Regions from separate parts of the Homo sapiens genome. Here region 1 is linked to region 2. Evidence: chromatin loops called from intact Hi-C (ENCODE). Cell type or tissue: PC-3. All regions are shown on one strand. Links, peaks and the distances in the headings refer to the core of each region. The heading gives the core; the rest is flanking DNA.

What was found. Hi-C counts contacts between places; a loop is a spot of excess contacts. Peaks named below come from ENCODE experiments on the same cell type or tissue, not always from the same donor. Only the 100,000 strongest peaks of a DNase experiment are listed, where the experiment ranks them.
Region 1: a loop joins it to region 2, with 6 times the contacts of the local background. A loop is called at or near these places in 2 of 110 quality-filtered maps.

What each region holds. Positions count from the first base shown.
Region 1 is chr4:71,188,489-71,190,988 of GRCh38, forward strand. The region is part of intron 1 of SLC4A4 (solute carrier family 4 member 4); the gene reads left to right. Among named protein-coding and RNA genes, the nearest start is that of SLC4A4, 2.5 kb to the left of the region's middle. In PC-3, for the core only: a CTCF peak has its summit at 1,221; a DNase peak (open chromatin) is centred at 1,203; H3K4me3 peaks cover 764 bases.
Region 2 is chr4:71,604,116-71,612,691 of GRCh38, forward strand. No RefSeq gene overlaps it. Among named protein-coding and RNA genes, the nearest start is that of GC, 180 kb to the right of the region's middle. In PC-3, for the core only: no CTCF peak of the experiment used is centred there; DNase peaks (open chromatin) are centred at 4,366 and 5,236; H3K4me3 peaks cover 1,620 bases; H3K27ac peaks cover 2,194 bases.

The DNA of each region.
Region 1 (2,500 bases), core at 1-2,500, 420 kb before region 2:
CACTGGGCTGTACTAAACGCTCATTGTCTCAAATCCTGCAGCAGTTCCTTTCCTAAGAGACACTGTGTTGTACTGTATTTCTCTTTTTTCTTGTATCTTGGGACTTGGAGTTGTAATACTACCTGAATTAAATTAATTAAAGTGTACATTGCTCATTTGGGCTTTTTTTTTTCATTGTGATTTCAGTAGATTCGTCAATGCCATTAGAACAATATTCAGTAGCTTTTTATAGCCAATGTGATGTCTTTTGAAAACGTTTCTGACTACAGCTCTCTTTCTTGTGTCTTTCATATTAGCATGTAAATAATTTACATGGTCATTTTAGTACTTAGACTGAAGATATTAGTATAACTTCATTCAAAGGAAGTGTGCCTGTTTATTTTTCTATAACTTTTATAGCTGAGAAAAAACTTTTACTTTCATTTTAAAGTTAAAAGTACTGATAGGATTCTGGTCTTTGTGGTAGATCTTGAAATTGAATGATTTGTTTTAACTGTATCCCACACTGTCAAGTAAGATGACAGAGAAACTCTCATATATGTAGATGGAGACAGGAAAGCAGTACCACTACATTATGAGCTGTTGAGGCAGAGAACATTTGTAGGAGTGGGGGTGACAAGGACAAGATGGGATATTTTGATAGTCCCAGCCATGTTAAAAAAACTGAAAACTAAGAAACCCCCAACATTTTGGATTTAAGTGTACTTCAGAATGAGGGTTTTGGTGCCATTTGCTCTTTTGGGGTCATTTCTGGAGACTTAAAAACATACATTAGACACCTTACCCAATGAGATTGACAGAATGTACTCTCAGTTTAGATTAATGTATTTCTTTTAGTTCACGTAGTCAATATTAAATAATTTTAGATGTTTGAATGTTAGTACTATGATTTCAGTCTTCTAAATGATTAAGAGACATTTTGGATTTACAAAAATGTTGTGTGAAAGAAATAAAGGCAATCAGATTTAGAGGAATAATGCGATAGAAATCGGGTAACCTTTGGGACAACTTCCAGTAGGCCCTGATGGTAATCTCATTTTTCGCTGAGTGCTGGCAGGTACAGTTTTGAGGTTCTGATCCCTTGTTCCGATAACAAGAGTGATATCTGGCCATAGCTTACATCTTAAAGGAAAAGACAACACTTAAAGAAATGCACACTAGCTGGTGAATCATGTAAATAAACAGGATTCCTTGCCTGCCTCTGTGAGCGCTGTAGACCTCATATGAGGACTGCTATTGTTAGAGGAGAAGCGTCCTGAGAGACTCTGCTGGACTTAAGTGTGGCGAGATACATATCTGTTTCTTGGAGTTTCTTTGTGTTTATTTAAAATAATATGAATGAAATCTAAGACCAGAGTTGATAGATAAGATTGGGAGTGGAAAGAACAAACTGAGAAGAGGAAAATCTAATGATGATTAACATTTCTAAGTGTTTTTTTCTTGATTGCTAAATGAAGGAATCAGAATGCATGATTTGATGGGACAAAGGAAGCTATAAGCAGAACATGGATCTCAGTTGATGCTGTTTCCAAGGACAACCTGTGACTTATGAAATTTATGTATTTTTAGGGAGTCATTTAGCAAAATGGATAAAGAACATCCAGGAAGCTAGTAAGACTTTACAAAACTGGATCTTACTACTTTTACATAATGTAGGAATCTTAGAGGAAAGGAGGAATAAAGTTTTATTTGAGGTCAGCTAAGTTGTATTCCAAATACATTTTGCCTTTCTCCCAATATATAAACTCTTGATACGTTTGGGTCACAAAAATGGAAAATATGCTGCTGTTCTTCTGACATGAAGATGATCTTTTTATCCTCAGTAGTGCACAGCTTTGGTTATTTTTCCAGCAATAGGGATGGAGTCTCCTTTACTCAGTTCTGTCTATGTATGTTTACACACACACACACACACACACACACACACACACACACACACACAGACACAACTCATTTGTAGAGGTGGCTGATTTAATTTTGTCGGAAGCCATATTAACTACTTTCGTAATACTTCTGTGGCAATGGCTTTTATTGCATTTGGTAGTCTCAGCAGTGCAATGACATTTCTAACAAGACATTGAAAATACAATGAGAGCCAGGTGCAGTGGTCCCAGATACTCTGGAGGCTGAGTTGGGAGGATCACTTAAGCATAGGAGTTCGAGGCTGTCATGTGCTCTAAAATTGTGCCCATAAAATTGCTATTAAATTGTGCCTGTGAATAGCTACTGCACCTCAGCCTGGGCAACATAGGGAGATCCTGTCTGTAAAAAATGAACAAGTGTATAAATGCTAATGGCTTTACTTGCTGTGGCAAAGGAGAGATAAAACTTTTTCTTCCAATCTTCCTAATGATGCCAATAATTTTATTCCTTAATGATAATGTCTTACTTGATGCTGAATATAGACGGTTCCAGACTTATGATGTTCCAGTTAAAATTTTTCAGAATTACAATGGTGTGAAAGCATTCACATTCAGTAGGATCTATACTTCGAGTACTG
Region 2 (8,576 bases), core at 2,956-5,455:
ACCCTAAAAACTTAGGATGCTGAGCAGCCAAAAACAAAAATAAATTATGTCTTCTAAGATAGGTATATAAACAGGCAATTGCAAGATAACACATGTAGTATTTACGGGGCAATAGAGTTCAACAAACAAAAAAGAAAACAATGCAGCATAGAGAAAAGAATGAAAGGAGAGAAATGGCTAAATTTAGGGTAAGTCAAAGTTAGAGGGAGGTACATTGTTGATCCTTGGTTCAACTATTAAATAGAAGGCTAGATTACATACTTTAAAAATTGGGAGTGAGGCAAGGAAAGGGGATTGTTGAAAGTGGCCAATGTTTGGAAGAGATATTAAGGGATATTTTAGAAGGTGCTATGCCTTATTCCCTATAATGTCCAGCTAATACTTTATATAGCGTGATTTCAGTAAATGTTTAGTCATTGAATGTGGAAATCCACCATTATGTTATATAGTGATTCTGGGTCCGCTATTTACCAGCAGAGTGACACTGGGGAAATTAATCTCTCTGTCCCTCGGTGTTCCCATGTGCAAAATGGAGATAATAATATGAGATAATTTATTATATATCTTTGAGAATTAAAAATGTTTTATGTACAGCCCTTAGAACATGTACAGCCCTTAGAACAGTCCTAGGAACTGGCAGCAGTTAGCAGATTATTATTATAATTATCTTGGGTCCATGTTTTTTCTTTAATTTTTTGGTTGCTTTCTTAATAGCAGGTTGTTGGTGATTACTTCCTGTGTTTGCATTGTGTCTGCATCTTACAGTACTACTCATCTCTGTCTATTTTTCTGGTGAGGAACTGAAACATGGCCCTGATGAAAACCAGACCGCAATATTCTCTCCCATCACAACGTTGTGTTCTTAACATTCGCATAAACAATGCTAAGAACAAGGCATAGACAAGACTGCTACGTGACCAGAGAAATGACTAAATACCCACCTCTTTTGACTAACATGAATGATTGCTGCTTTTTTACCAGTGGCAACTCTAGATTCGCTTTATTCTTCTTATCTCTTAGACAAAAAATGTTAAGATTCCCAATCACTGACTTTTTCCTTCTTCTTGAAAGCTCCCAATTCAGAACTGGTTCTTGTTTCCTTATTTAACTCCTTAGAATCATCCAACATAAGCTCAACTCCCATAAGAAGCCTTTTCTTAACCCCCTCCCCATTACTGACATGCTCCTATGTTCCTATGGAGTGCTGTCTCCCTTCCTGCAGCAAGCTAAATAACCTTCACCTTTTACATTTATTTACTTATTTATTTTACAAGCGCGCCCGTTAGTCTTTGGTCTGCTTCAATAGTGGTCATGTAATCAGTCATTGGCCAGAAAGATTGAAAACCAAGAATGATGTGTTAAGAATTGTGTGTTAAAGTAAGAACGAATATGATTTTTAGTAAGTTGCTAAGGGAAGCAGTACATTGCCTGGGGTTTGAAGAATGAAGGTCCTCCTGCATTATGTTTGAGCTCAAACTGAGTTCTGGAGAACTCAGCTGACACACACATGGGATTTTATTGTTGGTTTCTTTTTTTAGAAGAAGAATCTCAATCTTCAGAAACTGTGGATATAAAGTACAAAGAACCTTTTTTTCTGAATCTATTCTTAAGTTGCTGATATTATGCTTCATCATCCCTGAATACTTGAATGTGCATTTCCTATAAAAAAGGACATAACCACAATACAACACTCACAATCAGGAAATTAACATTGATACCTTACTACCATCTCGTCCTCAGCCCATGTGTAAATAACATCCTTTGTATCTAAAGAATGCAGTTCAAAATCGCAGCTTGCATTTAGTTGTCATGTGTGTAGTCTCCTTCAATAGGGAACAGTTACTTCTTCAGTCTCTTCTTAACTAACACTCTGACACTTGAAGATTACAGGTCAATTATTTTAGAGACTATCTCTTTGGGTTTGTCTAACATTTCCTTATCTTTAGTTTCAGGTAATGCATCTTTGGCATAAATATTTTTAAAATGATACTGTGTTCTGTTCTTTGTATTTTATCAGGTGGACCTGATAAAATACATCTTGTCTTATCACTGGTGTTTAATCCTTGAATGAGGTGGCATCTGCCAAGGTTGTTCACTGTGAGGTGACTCTTTTTCCCTTTGCAGTTAATAAGCATTTTTTGCAGGGGCAAGTATATGAGACTATGTAAAATCCTCTTTCTCAGCATAGTTTCAATCTGTTTGCTTGTTTGCTTATATTAATATAGACTCATGATTTCCTGTTTTATTTAATGCGTTATTGTCTGCCACTTTGTATTCATTTTGACCTCCAAATTATCCCTGATTTGCCTAGTGGAAGCCCCTTCAACCTGACTTTTTTTTTTTTTCTACAAGTCTCTATGATTCTTTGAGCACTTCCTCACTTTTAGACACCACAAGTTGTTCTAGGCTCACACTGTAGTTTTCTCCCCCAGCCTGGAATCAGCTACTTCTTCACAAAATCCCTAGCTCTCAATGGATAAAGGTCTTTAGAAGTCAAGATCAAGGTGCTAGCTGTGCTTCCTGCCTTTCATTTTATCTCATGCCCTCTCATTATATACACACAGGCACACACCTCTATTTATTTCTATATCTAACATATATTTTGAAAGACCTGAGTTTACACTAATGCCTCCAATGCCAGACAAAACCATAAAGTTCCATATTTGCAGTTCATTCATGAGCAATCTGCACACATTACCCTTAAGGTACTTATTTGTTGATCAATCTACGAGTAAGGAACTCATTCCCATTGTGTCCGGAGTTGGTTCCTTCCAGTGGGTTCATGGTCTTGCTGACTTCAAGAATGAAGCTGCAGACCTTCACAGTGAGTGTTACAGCTCTTAAGGATGGCACAGACCCAAAGAGTGAGCAGTAGCAAGGTTTATTGTGAAGAGTGGAAGAACAAAGCTTCCACAGCTTGGAAGAGGACCCCAGCGGGTTGCTGCTGCTGGCTGGGGTGGCCAGCTTTTATTCCCTTATTTGTCCCCTCCCATGTTCTGTTTTTGTCCTATCAGAGTGCCCTTTTTTCAATACTCCCTGTGATTGGCTACTTTTAGGATCCTGCTGATTGATGCGTTTTACAGAGTGCTGATTGGTCCATTTTACAGAGCACTGATTGGTGCATTTTACAGAGTGCTGATTGGTGCATCTTACAATACTCTTCCTAGCTACAGAGTGCTGATTGGTGCGTTTTTACAACACGCTGATTGGTACATTTTACAACACGCTGATTGGTGCATTTTATGATCCCCTTGCTAGCTACAGAGTGCTGATTGCTGTGTTTTACAATCCTCTTGTAATACAGAAAAGTTCTCCAAGTCCCCATTCGATGCATGAAGTCCACTGGCTTCACCTCTCACCATTGCTGATCCTATTTCTTTCCTCATGGGGACATCCTCGTCACTCCATTCAGGTTTTACATCCTCATTCCTGGCTACTGCCACATCACGGCACCCATGCAGGCACTCTCTTTACTCCCATTAGGCTCTTACACCCCACATTTGGCCACTATCCCAGAAAGAAACCCTCCTCACCACAACTGGTCTTGACACTCTACACTGGATCACCCCCCATACCCAGACATCCTCCTTACCTGACCTGGACACCCAGTTCTTTTTATCATGCCATCCCTCCTACACAGACACCCTCCTCATGCTGCTTGGGCTTTGACTCCCTGTGTTGGGCTCACCCCTTCAGGGGTGTCTTCCTTACCCTGCTTGGCTTTGAGATCCTGCACCTGGGCTATGCCTCTATAGATGTGCTCAGGTTCCAACACCTGCTGCCAGGCTGCCTGCTCACATGGATGTTTTCCTTATCCTACTGAAGCACTGTCAGGCCACCTTGGGCTGCCTCCTTTGGTGGACGCTCTCATTACCCTTAGCTTGCTCTCAATTCTCACTCTTGACCACTGTGGCTCTCCCAGGCTGAGATGGACACATGCTCAACTACACCTGGTTGGCTAGGACTGAAGTGTCCAGGAAAGGAAGTGAAGAAAAGAGGAAGAGAGCTGTTGGTTTATTTTAAATGAGGAACTCCTAACTTTTGTCTTTTATCATCTGTGTGTTTCAATAAGTCTGACACTTTTGTTTCTCTTTGGCAGAATTGTATATACCTAGCATTTTAAGTCATAGAAAGCTACCTGGATTTTTTTTTTTAGACCAAATCCACCATTGGTTTTCCCTTGTCCAGATTAGATTTAATGCAAGCCTTTCCCAATTTGGTCCAAACCTAATTTTGTTGCCTCTTTTCTGTGTACTTTCTGCCAAGTAACTTAGGAATTCAGCTCCTGTGAACTCTTTGCCTTAAACAAATATGTCATGCCCTTTCCCACATTTATGCATACCTTTTTCTTCCTGGAATGCCCTCATACCATTTTTCTGTTTGGAAACCTCTGACTCATTATTTAAAATTCAGATCAAGTGTCACTTCTCAGTGAAACCTTTTTCAACTCCCTCAGGGTGAGTAAGTTCTTTCTGTCTCTTAAGAGAGTGTTCAGAGCACTTGCTATTTAACTTCTATCATCGACCGTGTAAAATTAGGCAAATTGCTTACCTTTCCTGAGTTTCAGTTTCCTCAACTGTTAAGTGGAGATAATAATAGATAATAATCAATAAAGTTGTCCTTAAGGTGAATTGCAAATAATCAACATGCTAATAATTGCTATTTTTATGTTTATCTGATTATGTTAAAATTGTGTGTTCTAGGCTGATGTGGTGGCTTATGCTTGTAACCCTAGCACTTGGAAGGCTGAGGCTGGCAGATTGCTTGAGACCAGGTGTTGGAGACCAGCCTGGGTAACATACTGAGACCTCATTTCTAAAAAAAAAAAAAAAAATTGCTGGGCACACAGTGGCTCACGCCTGCAATCACAGCACTTTGGGAGGCCAAGGTGGGTACATCACCTGAGGTCAGGAGTTCGAGACCAGGCTGGTCAGCATGGTGAAACCCTGTCTCTACTAAAAATACAAAAATTAGTCAGGCCTGGTCGTGGGTGCCTGTGATCCCAGTTACTTGGGAGGCTAAGGCAAGAGAATCTCTTGAACCCGGGAGGCGGAGTTTGCAGTGAGCTGAGATCATGCCACTGCACGCCAGCCTGGGAGACAGAGTGAGACTGTCTCAAAAAAAAAAAACAAAAAAAAACCCTTTTCTTAGATATGGTTCCAGAAGTTAATTCAAAATCCACAATATGTGATGAACATTTTCTGAAGGAAATTATTCATTCTGTAAATATTTTTAAGCGCATACCATGTACCAGGCATATGTTATGCAATAATGTGACCAAAATAGAGATGCTCTTTGATTTCATGGAATTCACAGTCTAGTGAGAAATAATGAATTTAGCAAAGAATTATTCAAGTGAATAAATAAATATATGCAAACTGTGATAAATCTTAAGAAGGATAATAATTACAAGATCAGTGTGGTATCATAGAAAGAAATTTGGATTTTGTTCCTGGCACAGAGTTTCCAAAACTCTTGGAGTTTCGTGATTGATAACAATCATAGAAGCACCTTTTTTTCCAATGAAGCAACTCTCTTGCTGGGCCCCTAATATAGTTTCAGGATAGAGACTGGGGGCCAGAAAGACCAAACTTTGTCTAGAAGCTTGGAAATTTCAGCCCCACTCCCCAACCTTCAGGGAGTGCAGAAAGGTTGGACTCTGTCCTAATCAACAATGGCTGATGATTTAATCAATTATGTGTATGTAATAAAACCTCCTTAAATAAAACATAAACAATGGGGTTTGGAGAGCTTCCAGGCTGGTGAACATGCAGAGGTTCCTGGAGGGTGGTGTGCCCAGATGGGGCATGGAAGCTCTATTTTCTCTCCCATACCTTGCCCTGTGTATCTCTCCCATTGGTCTGTTCCTGAGTTTTACCCTTCATAATAAACCAGAAATAGTAAGTTAAGTGCTTTCCTGAGTTCTATGAGTTGTAGTCAATGATCAGTTCTAAAAAGAGGGTTGTAGGAATCCCTAACTTTGTAGCTATGTTGGACAGAAGGGCGGGTGGCCTGGGGATTTCATACTTGGGATTGGCCTGTGAAGTAAGGGCAGTCTTGTGGGATTGAGCTCTTAAACCTGTGGAGTCTGATGTTAACTCTGGGGGTGTCAGAATTCAATTGAATTGAATTGTAGGAGACTCAGTTTGTTTCAGGAGGAAAAACAACCCCTCATTTTGGTGTCAGAAGTGTTATGAGTAAACATATGTTTATCACATCATTATTTGCAATAACAAAGTCTTGGAATCAGCCTAAGTGTCTATCAACAGATGATTTGATAAAGAAAATGGAATATATATACTCCATGGGATACTGCTCAGCCATGAAGAAGAATGAAATAATGTCTTTCGCAGCAACATGGATGGAACTAAAGGCCATTATTAAGTGAAATGATGCAGAAACAAAAAGTCAAAGACCACATGTTGCCACTTAAAAGTGGAACTAAACAATGGGTACACATGTACACACCAAGTGGAATAATAGACATTGGAGGTGCCCATAAATTGGAGAGTGGGAGGGGTGTGAGAGATGAAATCCTACACTATTTGGGTATTGGGTAAACTAAAAGTCCAGACTTCACCACTACACAATATATCCGTGTGACACAACTGCACTTGTGCCCTAAATTTATTTTAAAAAATCAAAACAAAACAAAAACAACAAAAATGTAAAAAAAGAATTGTTTGCCAAAATTTTTTAAAAAGTGTTGTGAATGAAAACACCTCCATCAGTAAGCAAATGAAGGAGTTGCTAATTTAGAAAAGAAGTAGAAAAAGTCTTTCTGAAAAATTGATATTTGCCTGAGACCTTAAAGGCTGAGTAGAAATTAAACAAGTGAGATGTGCATGGAAGAGGAACAGTATGTGTGAATGTATGGGGCAAGAAAGAACGTGGCTCCAGTAAGCCAGGTTTTGGATACAATTAATGATAATGTGAGGGATGTGTTGTCAAATGAGATTTAAGTGGCAGTCTGGGGCCATGTCCTGCCCACCTTGAGGGATTCTGTGGATTATAAAACCTGCAATGGAAAGCAATTAGATGCTTTAGTCAGAGCTGTGATCTGACTTTAGTTTTTCCTACAAAACACTCAGGCTACTCTGGGAAGAACATGTAGCAGGGGTACAACTGAGTGACTATGATGGTCCCAGGGAGATGTAAACCAAGTGTTGTCATTGGAGTAGAGAGAAGTTACAAAGACTGAAAGTGCATTTGGGAGACTGACAGACAGGTCTGGTGATGATTGGGATGCAACTGGCAGGTGTGGGGGAGTTGTTCAGGATTAGCAAGGCTTGGGCATGAATAGGAGAAAGGGCAAAAGCAGAGGGGAAGTTTACTAAGACAGTAGTAACTGGAGGAGGAGAAGTTTTCCAAGAGAAGATAAAGAGTTCCATTTTGGACATGTTAAGTGCATTTGAGATGACTGGAGGAAGGCCAAGTGGAAATGTCAAGTATGTGCTTGATTATATGAGTTTGGAGTCCAGAAGAAGAATCTGAGCTCAACATATACATTTGGGAGTTGTCAACATAGAGATAAAAACCCCAGTTCCCTCTCTCTCTGTGCTACCGTTATTGACAAAACTATTCATCTTATTGACTGTAATCTTTCTGGATAATTGTCATCCTAACTATAATATGTAGATGACTTGCATTTGCAGAAAGGTAGTGGCCATCTCTGAAGAGTAACACTGTTAGTTCTGCTATAACATGATATATGTGTTCCTCAGAATGAAAGTGCTATGCAAAGCTGCACAATAAAAACCATGAGGCTTATGGGAAAAATTAGGCAAAACCTCAAAAACTTCTTTGTGACATATTAAAAAAAAGACAGAAACCTAATAAAAACAGTAGCACAGTCTTACACAGGTTAAATGGTCAAGACATACAAAAGTACTACAATAAATATGATACCTTATCTTGAAAAGGACATAAAGTTTGTTTGTGGAAGTGGGCATTGAAGGGTTGTGACTCGTGAGTTATTGTTAAATGGCAGAAGAACCATTTTCTGAAGAATGGAAAGTTGTAATACCAGATACGGATAACTGTAGATCCTTGTGCTTGAGCCAGCCAGCATCAGTTGTATACAATTCACAGCTGTGAATCCTGGGGTATGTTTTCCTGCCTTTGAAAGGTAGGTTTTTTTCAGGCGTACAATGATAATAGTACTCCATTCTTCAAAATAGAGAATTTGATCTAAAGGACAGCTGTTTTCTTTAATTGCCTTCTGTATCACTGCTGGGAATTTTTTTTGTGGCTATCTAATTTGTTCTTACAGCTCCATCCAACAGCTGAAGCCTTTGGAAGTTCTTGCCATGTTTGAAGACACTGTTATCACTAAAACAAAACAAAACAAAAACCACTTCTGCAAGATTTGGTAATTTCTATTTAGGGTCTTTGAATATAGATAGTGCTGTCTCTTTGATTAGGGAAAAGATTGTTTCCAATTTTCTTAACATTTGGTCTTCAGTCCATATACTTTACAATCTTTCTATATTTTTATTCTTCTTTAGGCCTTGCTCTTATTGACTTCCAGCACCCAAATTTTCCTGACCATAGAATTTTCTTTTATTTCCCAGTGT